2 separate regions of the Homo sapiens genome follow, and region 2 is linked to region 1. Evidence: read pairs that join two places in POLR2A ChIA-PET (ENCODE). Cell type or tissue: OCI-LY7. All regions are shown on one strand. Each heading gives the region's core, and the rest is flanking DNA. Links, peaks and the distances in the headings are about the cores only.

What was found. Peaks named below come from ENCODE experiments on the same cell type or tissue, not always from the same donor. Only the 100,000 strongest peaks of a DNase experiment are listed, where the experiment ranks them.
Region 2: POLR2A ChIA-PET joins it to region 1 with 14 read pairs; 1 of 35 experiments calls an interaction of 5 or more read pairs at or near these places.

Annotation. Positions count from the first base shown.
Region 1 is chr5:159,051,652-159,054,569 of GRCh38, reverse strand. The region is part of intron 6 of EBF1 (EBF transcription factor 1); the gene reads left to right. Among named protein-coding and RNA genes, the nearest start is that of EBF1, 47 kb to the left of the region's middle. In OCI-LY7, for the core only: no CTCF peak of the experiment used is centred there; DNase peaks (open chromatin) are centred at 1,709 and 2,079; H3K4me3 peaks cover 2,199 bases; H3K27ac peaks cover 2,358 bases.
Region 2 is chr5:158,243,937-158,246,854 of GRCh38, reverse strand. All of the region lies in intron 1 of LOC105377678 (a long non-coding RNA gene), which reads right to left. Among named protein-coding and RNA genes, the nearest start is that of LINC02227, 160 kb to the left of the region's middle. In OCI-LY7, for the core only: no CTCF peak of the experiment used is centred there; a DNase peak (open chromatin) is centred at 1,144.

The DNA.
Region 1 (2,918 bases), core at 273-2,772:
TTGTGAGTGACAATACAGTATATATTCCTTAAGCTTGAAGAAATTGGAATTTCATAAAATCTTGAAAAAAATTTTTTTCTATGTGCAGAGGAGACGAGAGAGAGACTGAGAAACAGAAAACTTTGTCCAGGATGGGAACCAGATCTCTCTCTCTATTTTTTAAATTTTAAATTATCCAACCGTTAAATATAAACATTATAATATTTTGACAGGTTTCCAAAGAAATAAAATTGTGAGTCCCATGGATAATGATTTTTCTGAGAATTCCAGGTACAGAATAGGCCCTTTCAGGATTTCCTGTTTTTTTGTTTGCTTTCCTTCGCTTCTTATTTTAGGTCCAATAAACCTTTTACTTTAAGCAGGATCAAGTGTTAAGACAAACCAACTACAGAGCTAATGTATAGAACATTAATTCTATAGAAATGCCCTATAAAAAGCAAAGAAATAAGACTAACTATTAAAAGAAATCCATATGTCTCTGGAATTTTTATTTAAGTTTATATTAGCAATAATGACCTTGGTTCTAGGGAATTCGGTAACGATTAATGACCAGCAAGGGGTCACTGGCCTCATGGTGCTTTGGGCCAGCAACCCCTTCCAAAGAGGACAAGAACTGGCCATTTATCCCAAGGAAGTGCCCTAAGGCGAGGTCCTTATCCTCTTGCCATCTGATGGTAATTTAACCTCAGCTTTTAAAGGGCCCTTAGGAGCAAATATACAATGGGTTGTGCTTTCAGTATTTTAAAGAGTTTATTTTTGCCATGCAATGCCTAATTGGGTATCATTGAAAAGAGTTGTCAAAATAAAGTTGGTAATTATGTTCCTTTTATTCCGGGGTACATATACTCATTTTGTGTCTGCATATCTGCTGGCTTGTATTGGTGTAGTGTGCATCTATGCAGATGCTTATACTCACATTCCCATGTCTGGGGTGTGTGTGTGTGTGTGTGTGTGTGTGTGTGTGAGAGAGAGAGAGAGAGGGAGAGAGGGGTTAAAATACCCAATGCCAGATCAACAGAATAAATAAAACTTGAATGATAGAAACTTCAGTCACATTAGTTTTGCCTGCAAGAATAAATCCCTGTAATATGTAAAATAAGGGGCCAGAGGCAGAGTAAAATTAGTCTTTTCTTGGTTACAGATGACTGGTGTGGCAGTGACTGGCATTGGCGTTTTGCATGTTCTATGTGTTATTGTCATTACTGTAATTACTGATGATAACTAACCATTTATGAAGCCACATATTAGCTGAATTCTGGGTATTCTCTCATTTAATCCTTACAGCAATTCTATGTGCTGAGTATTCTTATTTCTCCCATTTTACAGATGAGGAAACTGGGGCTTCAGTTGGTTAAATAACTTGCCCAACGTCAACATAGCTATTAAGTGGTGGAGCTGGGATGCCAACCTTGCAGTGTCTGACCCCAAAGATCAGGGTTTTAATCATAACACTATTCTGCCTCTATTTAAAAACTAACATTTCCATTTTCTAAGCGCAGCCCTTAATATATTCATTTAGGCAAATTTCCATCCTTTGCTGGCGTAATCGCTATTCCTTTTGTTGGTCATTGCTCCCCTGGGCTTCCTTCAAACATGGTCAGAGGTGCCCCAGACTTTTTAAAGATGGAAGAAAGGCCACATGGCCCTGCATAATTTGACCGAGACAGCTGTGCAGTTGGTTGTCTCATTTAAATTACAACCACAAAAAAGATGTGCCAGGCTTCATTGACACAAAGCTAAGGGCAGGAACACGGAACCGTTTCCTGAACCTGCCCTGGGTTCCTGCCAAAGGTAAGCAGCCACGCTCAGCAGGGTCTCACGGACCACTGAGGAGGCAGTGAGCTTCACTAAAACAATTATCCCTCCCCAGGGCTCTGCCGAAGGTTTGCAGCTCCAAATTCTCATGGTAAAGGATCCGTCCAGTCTCTGAATTCCAGCTTAGAATGGCTGACCTAGGCAGGACAATTCCTCTGAGAGCGAGGGAGAAAAAACAAAAGTGTGGGATTTAAAAGGCTGGTATTGCAAAGGATCATCTTGACAGGCTGTGGCTCAGATTTAGAGAAACCCCGAACTGATTTGCAGAGGACTGAACACCAAACCTTGTAACCACAGAGCAGACTTCGGGGAGGTAGTCATAGGACCTGACAAGCAATCTTTTAATACAGAATCTGGTACAAAGATCCATGTGTGTATTTTTGCTGTGGTTTTTTTTTTTTTTCTATATCTTTTGGAATGGAGTCTAATCGTCCAAAGGATAGTTTTCACGTGTAGTGTTTTTCTCTTTGATTTGAGATAGGAGGTTTTCTGTGGCTGCTAAGCAATACACATATACCTACGTGGCATACAATGTCTTTTTTTTTTGGTGGAATTCTTAGCATGCATATTTTTCTCAGCTAAATGATTTTTAACAGCAGTTATTTAGTTCCTATTGCACCTTTCCAAAATTGCGTTCATGGTAGATACTTCTCAAATAAGGTTTAGTTTTATTAAAATTCTTACGTCTTTCTGAAACAAATATACTAAATCTTCCAGAAGAGCCCATAATAATAATAATTTTTTTGCGTGTGTCTTATGAGCCTGTGCGTATGTGTGCACCACGCAGATTTGTGTACACATTTGTATGTAATACTGTTACAACTATAAATGGCAAAAGAACGTATTTTAAGCCTCTTGGGGTTTCAACAAATTGTGATAAAAGGGTGGTGGTGGCCGAGATGACTTTCTCCCACTCTATTAAGAAAAAGTGCAAAATGAATGAGGGCAAACTGCTGGCTGCGATTGTGATTGTGCACAACTGCAAAGCGGGATCGGCTGGGATGGAGGCCACGGAGCAGGAACACCCCGTGTCTTGCCCCCCCTTCTGAATGCCTCTCAGTAGTGGCATTGTGGGGACTCATGAATTACTTCTTACAGTCGGG
Region 2 (2,918 bases), core at 159-2,658, 810 kb after region 1:
AGGAGTCACCAGCCAAATTCAAAATGGGCAGCTTGAGCCACAGGCTCGGCCAGAAACTGCTATTAACAGCCTGGTGGAGGAAATAGAGCTCTCAGCACCACCCTGCTGAGCCCAGTTTTCCCTCTTGCCCCATGACCTCCTCCATAAGCATGTTGAGAAGGACCCATGAGGTTGCATTCTCCGTTGACATACATCATCAGCACTCCTGGCTCTATTTGTTAGGAAGAAATTGAATTGGCCTCAACTCAACTTTGGGGTTGGCTTTCTTCAGTTAAAGTATTTTGAAGGAAGTAAATCTAACGAAATGCTTTCCATCCTAATTAAAGGTGTGCTTGTCACTCTCCCCACCCAAGCTCCAAAATCCTAGCATGTTTCTGTTGAGCAAAGGACATTCACCTCCAAACTAGTATAAAGAAAGCAAAATGTATCATCAGCACCCTCCAGCCTCACTGTTCTGTTCTCTTTCTCCTATCTTGTTATAGATTCCATCTCCTTCTGTGTAAATCAATCCAAAACCACTGATGCACCATGAGACTGAGTATGCACCTTTACATCCCAGCTCCCCAAATTTCCCACTGCAATTCTGAGTGCCCCTATATTAGATAATTATTTCCTTCCTGTGATTATTTCATTTCTCTCTCTCTTTTTTTTTTTTTTTTTTTTTTTTTTGCTTCTTTGTTTGAAATATGCCCACCCATTTCAGGTTGAGCCACGGATAAGGAGGGCTTAGCTCATGTCTCCTGTGGGAATTGAGGCATCTCAGGAAACAGTATAGAGTTGGTACAGTTAGAATGAGAAGAAGCCTGGGGAAAGAAACCAAGAGTGAGAAATGTGTGGCTATTTTGACTTAGCTGGAGCAACCCTCTCATAACAGGCTGGGAAGTGGAAGACATTAGTAACAAGGTGGAAAGATTACTAAAGGGATTTTTTAAATGAGTCTTTTCCAACAAACTGGAAGGATTCCTAAAACCAAATGAGAAAAGGTCAGCTATATCCACTAGAAAGACATACCCTCCCACCCCACTATCAATATACACCATCTGGACAGGACAGTGTAATGGTATGGAGGGCAGTTTTCTTCTTCCCATACCCCTGCCTTGGTGGCTGTAGTAGACATCTGCTGCTTCTCTCTGCCCAGAGTCTATTTCCTGTTTCTTCTGTTAGTAACATTCTCATGTGCTTAATGAAACAGCTCCTTTTCTACTACAAATGATTATAGTGGGGCCACATATCAAACACCTTACATTCATCTCCATCACCAATGGCCATATGGATGGGCATTTGACCCAAGTAAGCAAGACAGCTTCTTATTTTGCTGGCATAAATGAATTAATCCCAAGAAGTGGATGGGAAACCCAAGCGAGGTCAATTAAAATCTCCATTGAAATTTATATAAAACTGAAGCCTAGGGAAAGAGCACAGTCCTTTCTCTGGAGCTGCCAAGCTGGGAATATGTAAAACTGGAGCTGCCTGTGCCATGTCTCCCAATATGTGCAGGGAGTTACTAAACAGGTCTGTGTGGAGCAGGCAAGAGATGGGGCAAGGTGTGGAGGAGAGGGTTAGAGGTGGGGCAGAGGGATGATGAGTTGGAGGAGAGAAAGAAAGAAATATGGGAAAGGGTTTGGGGAGAAAGTGTAAGAGAAAGATGGAAAAATAGAGACATGGGAGAAGAGATGGGGAGGAGACAAAGAATCCATGAAAGAGAGGGGGAAGATGAGGGAGAAAGATGGGAGTAGAAATGGGGTGAGAGAAAGAAAGAAGAGAAAATGGAGAGAGAAAAATGGGAGAAACGAGGTACAGAGTGATGAGTGGAGAAAGGTGGAAGAAGAGATGAGGAGAGATAAAGGGAGAGGTGGAGGAGATAGGGAATTGAGGGAGAGAGGGAGGGAAACCGATGGGAGAGAATGGAAAAAGGAAAGAAAGGTATATAGAGACAGATACAAAAAGAACAATGGGAAGGGGTGAGGGCGAAGAGTAGGGAAAAGAAGAGAAGAGGGAAACCTGATGAGGTCTCTTGAGATCCTGGTTCCAGGCCATCCCTGAGACCACCTGCATCCTTGTGTATAATCAGATCGTGTTGGGTCTTTCACTGGCAACCAAAAGCATGATAACTATTCTAATGGCCTTAATTGAATCCAATCCTATTGCAAGCTGGGCTCTCATCGGCTTTGTTCTGGAACTCAAAGATATACCAGGGGTTTCTCTTATTACCTCAAAATATACATACCCTTAAAGAATCTAGCCAGCTGATTTCCATGCCTCAAATAAATGGAGAAAAGATCAGTTCCTTTCCCCTGCCAACAGAGAGCATGTAAAGATCTTCATTTCTTCCTTCCTACTTCCTGATTGCAATCTGGCTACAAGAAACCAATCCTAGACCAAAGATACAAAAGAAACTACTTGGAGGTTAAAAGCGACATTTAAGAGAAAATGATGTTGTACATCATACCAAAATTTAATATGACTTTATGCAAAATAGTAATGTGTCTGGTAATGCAAAGATTCTTCTAAAGTAGGTTAATAACAATCCAAGATTATTCTCCTTAAAAAAAATGAAAATGTATGTCAAATAAAAAAAGACCTAAAGTAGCTGAATCTTGTACCCATTGAAGGAGCTGATTTACATAGATAGCATTTAACATTCCATCATCATTATCCTATCAGTCTCCTGTCTAATGTACAAGCTAAAGACGTTCAATGTGCTTAGAGGTTAAAAAAAAAAAAAAAAAAAAAAAACATACCCTACACCCACCAGCCAAAATGGTGGTAAATGACAAAGAAGAAAAAGGAAAAAAGAAGAAAAAAAATAATTTTAGGCAGACAGATGAATATCAACTGGAATGAGAAAAAGACTCTCTCCCCCCTCCCTTCTACACCAATATAGTAACCTAAAAGGTTGAATAAAAGAAAACTAAATA